Regions from separate parts of the Homo sapiens genome. Here region 2 is linked to region 1. Evidence: chromatin loops called from intact Hi-C (ENCODE). Cell type or tissue: Calu3. All regions are shown on one strand.

The links. A loop is a pair of places that touch in the nucleus more often than their neighbours do. Peaks named below come from ENCODE experiments on the same cell type or tissue, not always from the same donor. Only the 100,000 strongest peaks of a DNase experiment are listed, where the experiment ranks them.
Region 2: a loop joins it to region 1, with 4 times the contacts of the local background. A loop is called at or near these places in 1 of 110 quality-filtered maps.

Annotation. Positions count from the first base shown.
Region 1 is chr3:109,395,499-109,403,498 of GRCh38, reverse strand. It overlaps the pseudogene RLIG1P2. Among named protein-coding and RNA genes, the nearest start is that of LINC01205, 10 kb to the left of the region's middle. RefSeq lists an enhancer at 6,894-7,700. In Calu3, no CTCF peak of the experiment used is centred here; a DNase peak (open chromatin) is centred at 4,508.
Region 2 is chr3:109,046,607-109,054,606 of GRCh38, reverse strand. The region is part of intron 14 of MORC1 (MORC family CW-type zinc finger 1); the gene reads left to right. Among named protein-coding and RNA genes, the nearest start is that of MORC1-AS1, 51 kb to the left of the region's middle. In Calu3, a CTCF peak has its summit at 3,837 (motif pointing left); a DNase peak (open chromatin) is centred at 3,806.

The sequences.
Region 1 (8,000 bases):
ATTAGACATCTCCTAAAAGTCTCTTTTATTTTAAGGAAACAAGGAAAGCTGACTGAAATAATTTTCTATCAACATTAAATTTATTGTTGCCTTCAAGTTTTCTGAGTCCAGGAGATGACAACCACATTATATTAAACAGCCCTGCTATGAACTGAATTGTGTCCCCTCAAAATCCATGTGTTGAGGCCCTAACCCCCAATGTGATCCCATTTGGAGATGGCGATTTGGTGACATAATCAGGTTTACGTGGGGCAAGGAGTGTAGGTTCTCATGATGGGAGAGATGCCCTTATAAGAAGCAACAGAGATTTTCCCCTTTTTCTCCTTCTCAACCATGTGAGAACGTAGAGAGCAAGCGTCCATTTGTAAGTCAGTAAAAGGGCCCTCACCAGGAACCGAATCTGCCAACACCTTGATTTTGGACTTCTCAGCGTCCAGAACTGTGAGAAATAAATGTCTGTTGTGAACACCACTCAGTCTATGACATTTTGTTATAGCAGCCCAAACTCAGACAAGCCCCCTGCTTCTCTCTCTTACACACACACACACACACTCTCTCTCTCCTTCTCTCTCTCTCTCTCTCTCTCTCTCTCTCTCTCTCTCTCTCATACATACAGGTGCCAAATTTCCCAAGAATTGTTTAGCTGGAGCAGTTGGGTGTATGACACTCTATAAGGTTAGGCAGGTTGGTGAAGTTTGTCCTTGGATGATCTGTGTGATAGTACGAATACCATTAGCAACAGCCCAGTAGGAACATAACAACAAGCTGACATCTAGAAATGATGCTGAGAAAAACAAAAACTTAAAGTACCTATGTAACCGGCTTATATAGGAGCCAACAAAAGCAGCTTCTGGAAGCTATCCTTGGCAAGAGGAGCTCTACTCTTGCCCTGACATTTGCCTTGGGGACCAGCGGAAAGAAAAAAGAAAAGATATAGATTACAACTCCAAAAAGAAAAATTAAAAGCCAAAACAGGAACTAACTGTAACTCTTTAAGGAAGAAGAAAAATTCATACTATCTTCCTCCACTACCAGGGCCACACTGAGAATTAAAGGAGCCCCCCAAGAAATTGTATTGGTTAGCATTCTAGGGAAGGGATGGCTGAGAAGCCAAACAGGGTCACTAGAATCTATGAGCACAGAGCTTGTGGAGGCCTGAAACACGGTGCCAGGGCTGCTGCTGTCTCTCAGGCACCTATTTCTGCTCTTCCCTTAACAATGTAACAAAGACAGAGGGAAGCCCAAATGCTTCATTTCTGGAAAAAGAAGAAGGAAAGGATCTAACAATATTCTCTCCCCTTTTTAAAACTTCTGCTAAGAATGTACAGAAACGGGCCGGGCGTGGTGGCTCACGTCTGTAATCCTAGCACTTTGGAAGGCCGAGGCAGGTGGATTGCCTGAGCTCTGGAGTTCGAGACCAGTCTGGGCAACACGATGAAACCCCATCTCTACTAAAATACAAAAAATTAGCTGGGCGTGGTGGTGGTGTGCACCTGTAATCCCAGCTACTTGGGAAGCTGAGACAGGAGAATCGCTTGAACCCGGGAGGCAGAGGTTGCAGTGAGCCGAGATCACGCCACTGCACTCCAGCCTGGGCGACAGAGTGAGACTCCATCTCAAAAAAATAAAATAAAAAAGAATGTACAGAAACGTCAGCTCCAGTTTCTGTAGTTCAGCTATAGTAGGATTGTCTGCTAAAGTAGGTAATGTATTGGGTTCAATAGTGTCCACCCAGTCTGGCACAGTGGCATGTGCCTGCAGTCCCACCTATCAGGAGGCTTAGACTGGAGGATGGCTTGAGCCCAGGAGTTCAAGGCTGCAGTGCCCCATGATCATGCCACTGTAGTCCAGACTGGGCAACATAGTAAGACCCCATCTCTAAAATAATAATGACAATAATAATGCCCCCCCCCAAATTCATGTCCATCATGAATCTCAGAATGTAACCGTGTTTGGAAGTAGGATTTTTGCAGATGTAATTAGTTAAGATGACATCATGCTGGAGTAGGGTGGTCCATAAGCCAATGACTGGTCTCCTTTTAAGAAGACCCTGTAAAGACACAGAGACACAGAGACGCATGGGGAGAATGCTTTGTGAAGACAATGGCAGAGATAGGAGTGATGCATCTATAAGCCAAGGAGTTCCAAGAATTGCCTGCAACCACCAGAAGCTAGAAGAGAGGCATGGAACAGATTCTTTTTCAAAGCCCCCAGGAGGAACCACCCCTGCCAACATCTTGACTTCAGACTTCTAACCTCCAAAACTGTGAGACAATAAATTTCTATTACTTTAAGCTGCTGAGCTTGTGGTAATTTCTTACAGCAGTCCAGAGAAAGTAATGCAAGCCGGGCAAGGTAGCTCATGCCTGTAATCCCAGCACTTTGGGAGGCCCAGGAGAACGGACCACCTGAGGTCGGGAGTTCAAGACTAGCATGAACAACATGGCGAAACCCCATCTCCACTAAAAACACAAAGTTAGCTGGGCGTGGTGGCACGTGCCTGTATTTCCAGCTGCTCAGGAGGCTGAGGCAGGAGAATCGCTTGAACCAGGGAGGCGGAGGTTGGGATAAGCTGAGATCGTGCCATTGTACTCCAGCCTAGGCAACAAGAGCGAAATTTGGTCTCAAGAATAAGTTACATCGACCATCCCATATTTGGCCGGGGCAGCAGCTCACGCCTGTAATCCCAGCACTTTGACAGGCTAAGGTAGGCAGATCATCTGAGGTCAGGAGTTTGAGACCAGCCTGGCCAATATGGTGAAACCCCATCTCTACTAAAAATACAAAAATAACCAGGTGTGTTGGCAAGCACCTGTAATCTCAGCTACTCAGGAGGCTGAAGCAGGAGAATCGCTTGAACCCAGGAGGTAGAGGTTGCAGTGAGCCAAGATCACGCCACTGCACTCCAGCCTTCCAGCTGGGCAACAGAGCAAGACTCTGTCTCAAAAAAAAAAAAATTTCATATGTACTATAAATTGCAAAGTAAATCTTTGCCAGTGCTTTTACTTCTTTCCAGACTCTTCTGGGCCACTGAAATTCTCTTTGCTATGTGCTTTTTAAGCTTCCTGATAAGAGGGTTTTATTTTTTAACAGTGCCTATCCTGACACACACTTAGCTTTCACAGTGAAAAACTAAATCTAATATCTCTGTTTTGATCAATCCAGCTTCAGTTATTAATACCTTATAACTAAATGATCTGACAAAGACAGCAGGAGAGAAAAAGGTTTCAACCCATTTTCTAGGGACACTCAATTGATCCCTGAGTTCTTTTGTGTTTAAAATGGCATCAGTGAAGTTATCTTTGACCAAGATTTTCCTCCTCATTTCTCCAGAGAAGTCAAACATAAAATCTGGTCTAGATAATCAATATGGAGGAAAAAGCAGAACCATTAAAATTCACTTAACAAAGTTAAGAGTACACAGGAGTCGTTCATCTAAAATATGTGTGACTCTAGTTTCTGCTCTCCAGGAGTTAATCGGGGCCTGTGCCTCAAATCTACTTTTTACAGCGAAATTCCCTGGGGTCCTTTTAAAAAATATGGATTTCTAAGTTTTACTCTTAAAGGTTTTTGTTCAGGAGGTTTTTCTGTACATGCCAAGAATCTGAATTTTGTTTTCAGTGTATGCCATGACATGATATTCATGACACATGGAAAAATTTAAAAAGCAAGTAGGGGGAAAATATGTATACTGTGGGCCAGGCCCAGTGGCTCACGCCTGTAATCCCAGCACTTTGGGAGGCCAAGGTGGACGGATCACGAGGTCAGGAGATCGAGACCATCCTGGCCAACATGGTGAAACCCCCGTCTCTACTAAAAATACAAAAAAACTACCTGGGTGTGGTGGCGCATGCCTGTAATCCCAACTATTTGGGAGGCTGAGGCAGGAGAATCACTTGAACCTGGGAGGCAGAGATTGCCGTGAGCCAAGATCGGGCCACTGCACTCCAGCCTGGGCGACAGGGCAAGACTCCGTCTCAAAAAAAAAAAAAAAAAATATATATATACACACACACACACACACACACACACACAAATATTTAAGGTAACTTTATTTATAATAGTCCACACCAGAAGTTAATCCAATGTCCATCTACATTTGGGTGGAAAAATAAATATTAGTTACTTTGGATGACAGTATTTACTGAAAACACACCTCATATTACCTTCTGGGCTGCTGCATATATTCAGATAATTTTAACCGAATTGTGGTTAAAAGGTGTTTTCATATGTAAAAGTTCATGGAGCACTTAAGATTGGTACACTTTATTGTGTATATTATATGACAATAAAAAATTTTTAAATGAACCAAAAAATATGATCGTGTGTGTGTGTGTGTGTGTGTGTGTGTGTGTGTGTGTGTGCGCGCCCTATTCTGGACTCTTTTGTGTTCCTTAGTAAAACTGGAGCCTGCCAGCTTGTAGCAAGAGAGAAGTAGCAAGAGGATTCTCCCTGACCACATCCAGTTCTTACCTCTAGGTGGAATTAGAGGACCAGCTACAACCCAAATCCTCCCTGGGCACATCCAGACATCAAGCTTTCCTTCCTACCTAGCCTCACCCTCCTGCCACTGGTGATCAAGAGAAGAAAAGCAGAAAGAGTGGGAAGCAGTCACTAATTCCAGCACTGGCCCAGGTACAAATGTTTACCCAGAAAATAAAAGCTTTAAAGGATCCCATAGAGTCACTGCTTATATTAATTATGTTATACAATAACAATAGAGTAATTTCAACCACCTCTCATCTGTCTCTACTCTAGGCCTGATAATACCCCTTTCGGGGAACGTCTGACCTAAAAGTGTAGAGTGGAGGCAAAAAGTAAGGAAGATCCACCCCTTTAATGCTTCCATTATATGTTCCCTATACTCAATCTATCAAAGGTCACATTCCTTTATTAGTGGAACAGGAGTGTTCTACACATAGCACAGTCTTCCCAATACTTGTTTCTGCTTTCTCCCAGTCTTTTGTAATTTTTTTTGGGATGAGGTCTCACTGTGTTGCCCAGGCTGGAGTGCAGTGGCATGATCTCAGCTCACTATAACCTCCACCTTCCCGGCTCAAGCCATCTTCCAGCCTCAGCCTCCCAAGTAGCTGCAACCACAGGCAACGCACCAACATGCCCAGCTAATTTTTGTATTTTTGGGAGAGATGGGGTTTCACCATGTTGCTCAGGCTTGTCTTAAACTCCTGAACTCAAACGATTCACCGCACCCAGCCATCTTTTGTAGTTTTTAACAGACGTATTCTTTTTTCTGTTTTGCAGATTGTCTTCTCTTTTTTTTTTTTAATAATAAAACTAATTCTGGCCAGGTGAGGTGGCTCGCCCCTGTAATCCCATCACTTTGGGAGGCCAAAGCAGGAGGATCACTTGAGTCCAGGAGTTCAAGACCAGACTAGGCAACACACTGAGACCCTGTCTCTACAAAAAAATTTAAAAATTAAAAACATTAGCCAGGCATGGTGGCATGATCCTATAGTCCCAGCTACTCAAGAGGCTGAGGTGAGAGGATCATTTAAGCCTGGGAAGTCGAGGTTGCAGTGAGCTGTGATTACACCACTACACTCCAGCGTGGGTGACCCTGTCTCCAAAAAATAAATAAATAAAACTAATTTTAATTGCACTTGCATTTTATATGTCAAGTATTACATCTTTAAGCCTACTAAATTTCTGATTAAAAAAATTGTTAAACAGTATCAAAAGCATAGTCATATTTGTTAAGTTTCATATTGGTAATTACTGGTTCTGAATTCATGTAAACATCTGCAATTGGCCAGTGTAAACAAAGAGGATAGACGATGGTAATGGACCTTAATTAAACAGCCATCACTGCAATCCCATACTATTCCTTTCACTTTACCTACTCTGCAGCTTTCAAACCAGGACAACAGATCATTGTGCTTCAACATAGGCAGGTTTCTTTTTTTGAGTCGGTGTCTCGCTCTGTCACCCAGGCTGTGGTGCAGTGGTGCGACTCTGCTCTCTGCAGCCTCTGCCTCCTGGGCTCAAGCGATTCTCCTGGCTCAGCCTCCTGAGTAGCTGGGATTACAGGCGCCTGCCACCACGCTCAGCTAATTTTTGTATTTTTAGTAGAGAAGGGGTTTCACCACATTGGCCGGGCTGGTCTCGAACTCCTGACCTCAGGTGATCCGCCGACCTCAGCCTCCCAAAGTGCTGGGATTACTGGCATGAGCCACCACGCTCGGCCCAATATAGGCAGGTTTCTTATTTGAAATGGTCCGTGTAGTATAACATATTGTGGATGCTTCTTCCTTCCTAACCCATATGGGTTTCCATTGATATTTGTTCCTATAAGCTGCAATGTTTGTTCCAAGAAATCTGATAATGGCACGGCACTAATTTCCAAAAGCCTAGGATCCTCAGGATGATGCTTTAGTACCAGATCAATTGCAAATTCATAATTAACCACAGAGGAATGCCAGTAATGCTATTTGTTATTTTTCTCTACTGGTGCCCCACCAGGAATGTGTCCATGTTTCGTCATGGACCAGATTCCTATTTAATTTTTCTGTTTCCTTTGCTGCTAGCCAACACTCTGGAGTAGCTTTGAAGTACTCCTCAACATTCCAAGAAAATTCTTTGAAGTTTTCTTTTGAATGTAGAAAATTTTAAAACCTTTTAACAGGTTGTTTGTTAGGTTTTCTATCTAATCAAACCGAAAGGTATCTCTGTAAGTAGCAACGTAACAACATGTTCCATCCACTTTTTCTGTTGGAATTGCACTGTAGATACCTGCATCTAATGCCTCATGACTTACAGTTTTCGTTGCCAAAACTTTAAATGGCTGATTCTGCCTTTCGGTGGAGGGCTCCTTTTTCACCTCCCTAGAAACACACGGCATTTTCCGCTACACGGAGCCCAGGCGCCTCGTGGTCGGCCCAGCAGGCGGTGCTAGAGGAGAGCGCGTTTGTGAGCAGCGCCAAGCACACGCGGGAAGAAAGCCCTGAGCAAGTAAGCCGGAGGCTCAGACCGCTCACACCACGCGCCCAGCGACAGCTGCAGCCCGCGCCCCCAAAACCTTACCTCCGATTTTTTTTTCTTTCTAGACTTCCTCCTTCAGGATTATGATGAATGAAGGGTTAAGAATATGGAAATAGAGGCCGGGCGCGGTGGCTCACGCCTGTAATCCCAGCACGTTGGGAGGCCGAAGCAGCCAGATCACTTGAGGTCAGGAGTTCGAGACCAGCGTGGCCAACATGGCAAAACACCATTGGGCATGGTGGCACACGCCTGTAATCCCAGCACTTTGGGAGGCCGAGGCGGGCGGATCACTTGAGGCCACGAGTTTGAGACCAGCCTGGTCAACATGGTGAAACCCCGTCTCCACTAAAAATACAAAAATTAGCCAGGTGTGGTGACGTGTGCCTGTAGTTCCAGCTACTCAGGAGGCTGAAGCAGGAGAATCGCTTGAACCTGGGAAGCAGAGGTTGCAGTGAGCTGAGATCGCGCCACTGCACTCCAGCCAGGGCGACAGAGTGAGACTCCATCTCAAAAAGAAAGAAAAAAAACAAAGAATATAGGAATAGTAGAGATACCAGAATAGCTCCTGAAGATTATCAAAATATTGTCCCAGTAACAACTTTAAAGGGGTAAATTGTTGAATAATTAAGGTTTATAGCTCTGCCATTCTTAGACAGCATAATTAAATAATTTATTCATTTGCAAGAAAAATGATGGCAATAAATCCTTGGAAATGAAGATTGGAAACGGGGCTTGGAAACAAGGCCATCCATCCTGCTCTGTTTCCTCATGCAGTGTCCAAGTCGTAACTCGGCAAGGAGAGTCTGAAAATAATTTTGATTTTCTAATGGGAATATTGTCTTTAGGTTTTCCAAGACAGTGCATTTATTTATTTATTTATTTGTTTATTTATTTATTTATTTATTTTTGAGATGGAGTTTCTCTCCTGTTGCCCAGGCTGGAGTGTAATGGCGAGATCTTGGCTCACTGCAACCTCCGCCTCCCGGGTTCAAGCAATTCTC
Region 2 (8,000 bases), 350 kb after region 1:
CCTGCTTTAAAAACAGGAGTGAGAAGGGAGCCCATTTCAGAATCTTTCCCAGACTGTCGTGAAAAACAAAGCAGCAGATTAGAAATTGCAAGGGAATGGCAATCAGAGAACAGAGTGAGGTGGCAGCTGACCATGGTGGAAGGAAGCAGAAGATTGCTCCAAATAGACTGAGAAACCCTGCTCTGGGCACTGGGACTCCACTGTGTGAGAGCACATAGTCCCATGCAGACCTTAGTAGCTCTTATAATGTTGTTATGTCATACCATGGAGTAAAAACTACTGACCCTGGGTAATTGTAGATATGTTAAACTTTTTTTTTTTTTTTTGAGATGGAGTCTTGTTCTGTTGCCCAGGCTGGAGTGCAGTGATGCAATCTCGGCTCACTGCAACCTCTATCTCCCTGGTTCAAGCAATTCTCTGCCTCAGCCTCCCGAGTGGCTGGGATTACAGGCACCTGCCACCACGCCCGCCTAATTTTTGTATTTTTAGTAGAGACAGAGTTTTACCATCTTGGCCAGGCTGGTCTTGAACTCCTGACCTCGTGATCCACCCTCCTCGGCCTCCCAAAGTGCTGGGATTACAGGCCTGAGCCACCACGCCTGGGCAGATATGTTAGACTTTGTTTTGCATAGTTAAAAATTCTTGAGTATGTTAATTCCAGAAAGATTTCAATTAAAAATTTCTAAAATAAATACATCTGGAAACTTAAAAAGATAAACTTTAGTTATCTGAAAAATGTGATTTATTTAGATCACCTCACTCCTCAGAGACACCTGAACAATGAGATTATGTGCTGTGTATTAATTAAACTTCTTTTTGTTTTTCAACATATATTTTAGAATCAAGGTGTACATGTACAAGGTTGTTACAGAGGTATATTTTGTGATGCTGAGGTTTGGGATATGACTAAACTTGTCACCCTGGTGTTGAGCATAGTACCCAATAGGTAGTTTTTCAGCCCTTGTCTCCCTTCCTCTCCTCTTTTATATTCCTCAGTGTCTATTGTTTCCATCTTTATGTTCATGTTTACCCAGTGTTTAGCTCCCACTTATAAGTGAGAATATGTGGTATTTGGTTTTTTTTTTCTGCATTAGTTTGCTTAGGATAACGGCCTCTAGCTGCATCCATGTTGCTGCAAAGGACACAATTTCATTCTTTTTTATGGCTGTGTAGTATTCCATGGCATATGTGTGCCACATTTTCTTTATCCAGTCCACTGTTGTTGGACACCTGGGTTGATTCCGTGTCTTTGCTATTGGAAATAACACTGTAATGAACATACATGTGGGTGCATGTGTCCTTTCGGTAGAACAACTGAGTTTCCTTTGAGTATATACCCAGTAATAGGATTGCTGGGTTGAATGGTAGTTGAAATCTTAGTTTTTAAAGAAATCTCCAGACTGGTTTCCATAGTGGCGAGACAAATTTACATTCCCACCAACATTGTGTAAGTGTCCCTTTCTCTCCACAGCCTGACCAACATTTTTTTTTTTTTTTTTTACTTTATAACAAAAGCCATTCTGACTGGTGTGAGATGGTATTTCATTGTGGTTTTGATTTGCATTTCTCTGGTGATTTGTGATGTGGACCATTTTTTTTCATGTTTGTTGGCTGCATGTATGTCTTCTTCTGAGAAGTATCTGTTTGTGTTCTTTGCTCACTTTTTAATGGGGTTATCTTTTGCTTGTTGATTTCTTTAAGTTCCTTATAGATTCTGGGTATTAGACCTTTGTCAGAGGAATAGTTTGTGAATATTTTCTCCCATTCTATAGGTCGTCTGTAAATAAACTTACTTTTAAATTAGGCAGACATAGGGCTCCATTTATGTCAAGAAATAGAATATCATGTATTCAATGATTTGGGTGAAGTATGTGTAATTCATGTACATTAAAAATATGTCTCTACCCTTGAGTCAACTTAAAATCTTCACTTGAAGTTGTAATTTTAGAATATTTTCTTTCCATTTGTATCCATCCTGCCGTACCTAAAACTTTCTCACCAGCAAAACGGAAAAGCGTAGGAACTCAGTGGGAAATTATGAAAGGGGAAATGAGGTTGAGGGGACAGATTTCCTGCCGAAGCTGAGTTTTCATGTCATGGTCTAAAACATACTCAGAGTGTGTTCTGTGCACTAATATTATCAACATCACCTGGAACTTGTTAGAAATGCAGAATCCCAGGCCCCACCTGAGACCCACTGAATTAAAATCTGCATTTTTACAAGATCTCCAGGTGATTTATATTCACAATCAAATTTGAGAAGCACTGCTCTGAAGAGTATACCTATGTAATTTTTCCTGGGATAGGCATATCTTTTTCCACATGTATTTTTTTTTCAGAGACATGTATGAAGTTATGCTAAACATGAGACTCATTACATTGTTTGGCAAGGTTTGCTTAAAGCTGTAGAAAACGTGTAAGGTATAAATATCAACATAAACATAGTGAGGTTTAACTCAAACATCTACTCTCTGGTCTTTAACTGCTAGTATGACATGGTACAAAAGGAAAACATTAAGCATTTGAAAATCATGAACCTCCCCATACTCCTCTTGTCTTCGCTGTAATCCGTTCCTTGTCTTCATCCTTAGAAGAAAGAATTAAGTCTTCAGAAAGAGGTAGGCATTAGATTTAAAGGTCATAAAAATTATTTCCATCTAGGTCACACTTAGGAGAGTCATACTCAGTCCTCTTTGTGGGTGGAGCTCTCTCGAAGCCCCTTTGCTTGGTGTGTGGGTACCCTCCCAACAGTTGTACTCCCAACTACAGGGTATCATTTGCTAGCCCCCACTCCTTACCTAATTCCCTGTCCTTATCTAATTGTTTCTCACCTTCTACCTAATTGTTTCTATCTACCTGTTTCTTAACCTTTTCAACAGATATAATAGGGTTTGAAATAAATATATTTGTGTTTTTATTATTATTGTTTGATAACATATTGTTTTCCCAATTCCATAGTTATCTATGAATTGATAGAGGGCTAGAGGATACTGTCACAAAAGATGTTCCTCTAGAAGGAAGGTAGAGAGTAGAGGAAGGATAGCAGGCATGTGTATTTATTCACATATTTCACTTCATCCTCAAACTTCATTATCAAACTAAATCAAGTAATCAAGGTCAGAATTGGTAGTTTTAGTAATTTGTAAGGAGAATGACCTTCAAGGTCTTTGCCCATTAACTCCCACAGGAATAACCAAAGTTATATAATATTTGACTATCTGAAAACCAGTATTACAGGGCACACAGTTTTAATGAAAAGTATTTAGGTAGATTTTTTTGCCTTGTAAATAAAAGATGCAGTCTTAATATTTGCTGAAAGTCTGATGTGTTTTTAGGGAAAATTGGGTCCTTGTAAAAATCGAATCAGCAAAAAGAGAAATGGAGAGGTAATGACTTTGTGTCATTTATCAAATCTACATTTACTTTTGGCCCAGCTGATGCTAACAATCTCAGAAATATTTTCCTTGTCTCTAAGTCTGACTTCACCTCACTGTCTGCTACTATGTTTTCTGAAGCTTTATACATCCTTACAATAAAATAGAAATATTAATCATCAGCTTTGGGGAGTAGGGAGAGAAGGATAAATAAAAAGTGGGGAGAAACAAATGAAATTTGGGTTTGAACAGGAGCAATTATGAAAAATTTATTATTAAACTTTTCCAAAATGGATCAGAATTGAGCTGATGTTTCCCAGAAGAATTCAAATCATAGTTCTTCAGTTGGCAAAGAGGGTAAAATTCATTTAGCCTAGTCACCTTTAATCCGCTCACTCTCACTGCCGTTTTAAGACTGAATGCAGGCCACCCGTGAAAGGAAAACTGCTCCCTCTTGAGGCAGCCCATGAATTTGCACAACACTATTAAAAAAATACATAAATCTTCATATTAAATCCAAATCCATATCTCATGGGTTCTTTCATTCAACTATGCTAGGCACAAGTGTTCTAGGACCAACAAATCAGACATGGTCTGTCTTCTCTGAGAACTTACAGTCTAGGGTGGTGCTATGGTCTGAATGTTTATGTCTCTCCTGCAAATTCATGTGTTGAAAATCTGACCCCCAGGATGATGGTATTAGCAACTGGGACTTTACGGGGGTGATGAGATCATGAGAGCAGAGCCTTCGTGATTGGCATTAGTGTATTTATAAAGGAGGTCCAAGAGAGACCCCTTATCCCCTTCTCCATGTGATGTTCAAGTGAGAGACAGCCATCTAAGAACCAGGAAGCAAGCCCTCACCAGACTCAGAATCTGGCTGTGCCTTGAACTCGGACTTCCCAGTCTCCAGAACTGTGAGAAATAAATGTGTTATTTATAAGCCACTTAGTCTATAGTATTTTGTTAAAAGCAACTGAATGGACTAAGACACAGGCTAACACGATTTGACAATTAGAAATAGGATTAGTGCCCAACAGAGAAGAATGAAAACTGCAGAAACCAGTGGCCAGGAGCCCACAGTCTGTAGGCCGGGGAAGGCCTCCCTGAGGAAGTGATATTCCTAAAGGTTGGGGAGGGGTTAGCTGGGTCTCCTGAGTTCTTCCTGCTTGGGGCCCAGGAGGATAGGCCTAAAGCTTTTCCAAATGGCAGCCCCCCCAGGTATTTGAAGACAAGATTATGTCTCTCTTCAGTCTTTGTTTAATCTTGACTAACACTTCCAAGTTCAAGAATAGTAATTATTCTTCATTTGACATGGTATTAAATATATTTACCGTCCTAGTATTGTATTTTAAAGTGTATCATCTGGAAACAAAATGTGCCAGATGAAACCTGAACAGCCTTGACTGAAATGGGATCCTCATCTTTCTTTTGAGTTGTTGGAATCTTATTGGTACACCTAATAATATGTGAACTCTCCGTAAACACATTATTGACCCTCAGTGTCCCCCTTACCATTAAAGTTTTTAACAAAAATATTAATATGTGTTCTTGTAAAGCCATACCTCTCTTTTCTTATTTTTTCCAGTAAGTGGTTTTGAGCCCTAGTGTAGAATCATACATTTATCCCTCGTAAAGTTTATCGCCTTATTAGGCCTCATTCTTTCAGGTTGTAATGACCTTTTTTTTGGAATCTAATGCTAACTTCTAACTAATGTGTTATATTCCCAGATTTACGTAAAGTCTGGCTAGTATTTTCTCTATGACTTCATGTAAACCCTGTTGCATAGGACAGGAAAATCAGACCCTGGCCTTCTATCAGTGATCTCCACTGAGTAAAAGTGGGTACCTTGGGACATGTTTTCCTGATTATGCTATCACCTAACCCTTGTCAATTACCCAGTTTGTGCATAATTTTGAAAGTGAGAAATAATATTTGTTACATGAATATTTTCCTTAAAACATAGACAATGCTGTAGTACCTGGATGTAGCTAGTTGCTCACAACAGAATTTTGTTTTCCATATGATGCAATTTAGTCTCTAAGATCTCAGAAAGGGACTACCAGGAAAATGAATATAACAGCTTTGCTAAGGATACACGTCGAGTGATGAAGCAAATATTAAAAGGTGAGAATATGAGACAAGTTTATTTGCAGATGTAGTCTGAGAAACAGTTCATATCTTTTTAATTCAGTTTTTGAAGTTAAAGATTTTATGTATGTACCCGTTTTACTTAAAAATATTATCAATATTATATTTTATATTACTTTTAAATTTATTATGGTGTTATAGGCTGAATTGTATTCCTTTCAAATTCATAAGTTGAAGCCCTAGCTCCCAGTAGCTCGGGCTGTATTTGGAGATAGGGCCTTTAAGAAATAGTTAATTTAAAATGGAGTCGTTTGGGTGGGCCCTAATGCAGTCTGACTAGTGTCCTCATAAGAAGAGGAAATTCATACACAAAGAGACATACCAGGGATAGGTGCACACAAAGAAAAAAACATGTGAGGACACAGGGAGAAGGTGACCATCTGTAAGCAAAGTAGGGAAGCCTCAGAAGAAACCAAGCCTGCCAATACCTTGATCTTGGGCTTCCAGCCTCCAGAATAGTGAGAAAATAAATAAACTTCTGTTGTTTAGGCCGCCCAGTCTGTGGTATTTTTTCACGGCAGCCCTAGCAAACTAATACATATGGGAGATTTCAAAATTAGAATTAAAGAGAATATTATAATGAAACTCTATAAACCCATCAGCCAGCCTCAGTGATCAACTTGTAGGTGAACTGGTTTCATCTGTAGCCCAACTATTCCCCCACAACTGGATTATGAAGGCAGTCTCAGACCCTGTATAATTATATCCCTAAGTATTTTAGCATTCATTTCTAAAAGTAAGTACTGTTTAAAAACCACATTACAAATATCATTACCTAAAAGTTATTACCTTCTTAATATAATAAAATATCCAGTCTGTTGTTCATATTTCTAATTATCTCCTGTCATAAACTGCAAGGTTCTTTCTCTATCGCTGTCTCACACTCTCTCCCTCTTCCACTCCCCTCCTCTCTGTTCTTCCTTAAGTTTATTTGTAAGAAAACCAGATTGGTTGTCTTATAGTTATCACACAGTCTAGATTTTGCTCACTGCATTACTAGGAGTAGTTCAACAGGTTCTTCCATTGTGTTCATTTTTATTTAAATTGGTAGACTAGCAGCTTGCCCATTCAGATGTGGCTTTTTGTCAAGATGTTTCATAGGTGGTAGTGTGTTCTTCCATTGTGAGGCTGATTGTCTCTCTTTTAATGATATTAGCAGTCATGATCAATGCGTAGATTCCTTAGGAGTTCAAAAAATTATATTCTCATTCTATTATGTTTTCTTCATCAGCTCTAATACTTCTATAAGGAAAAACTGTCTTTCATCTACTACTTGGTTACCCTTGTTGGTATTTTTACTGTTTAACAGAAGCAACTGAACTCTATACTGCTAAAGAATTGCTTTGGATAAAAGCTTGATGTGAAAAGAGTAAGAGACAATTAAAAGATTAAAATATGATATAGACATTTTGCCTAATTGATTTACATGACATAAATATGTACTCTGTTTAAAATAATTACTTCATGTCAGCTCCCAGCAAATAAAAAGATGGTTCAGGAGTTCATCAAATTGACTGTTGGAAAAAAAAAACCACATTCTTAGATTTAATTCATTTACATTGCTTTCAGCTGGTAATTGAAATTACTACCATTGAAAGCACTTATGCTTCCTTTCTGACTGTACCTGTATTATCATGATAATGACATTTTTTACATCTACAATGAAGTTTTTTGCTAAAATATCTCCGAGGATCTCAGCCGTATTGCAAATAAAATACTAAAAAGTTTAGGACCCTTATTCTTTCTGGAATTCAATAAAATTTGATTCTTATAGTTTGATTTTTCCCTGCCATACCTAAAGGAAGACCTCAAAACTCTCCTCATCAGCCTGCTTAAGAAGAGTAAGTTATATTTAATGAGTCTGAATTTAAAACTGCAATCAGAAACCTAATGTACAATATGAGGACTGTAGGTAATACAGTTGTACTGTATATGGGAGTTTGTGGTTTGGTAAACAGTTCACTTCCCTGTAATAAAGCAGCTCACAATGCATCTTTGAAGTAATATGCTGAGATTCATCTTTTAAACGTGTACATGTAAACTCTTTCCATTATGGCTTTAAACACAATGGTAAGGAATGTCTTTGAAAATCATGTTTTAAACACTTGCTTATGAAGTTCACAGTTTGCTAAATGGTTCATTTCACTATAATAAAGCAGCTCACAATGCATCTTTGAAGAAAAAAAAGTACTGTATATGGGACTTACACTGAGTAGGTTTTAGCTGCTCTTGCTACAAAAACAAGAAAAATAGGTAGCTGTGTGAAATGGATATATTAATTTATTTCACTGTAGTAACCCTTTTACTATCTGTATGTATCCTATAACACATGTTGTATACTTTAAATACACACAATAAAGTTTATTTTAAAATATTCCTCTAATCCATTAAAAATAAAATAATGTAGACAATTAAGCATACATTGTATTAATAAAAATCAAATATGGGTCTTTAGGCTTTTAGGAGCATTAGTT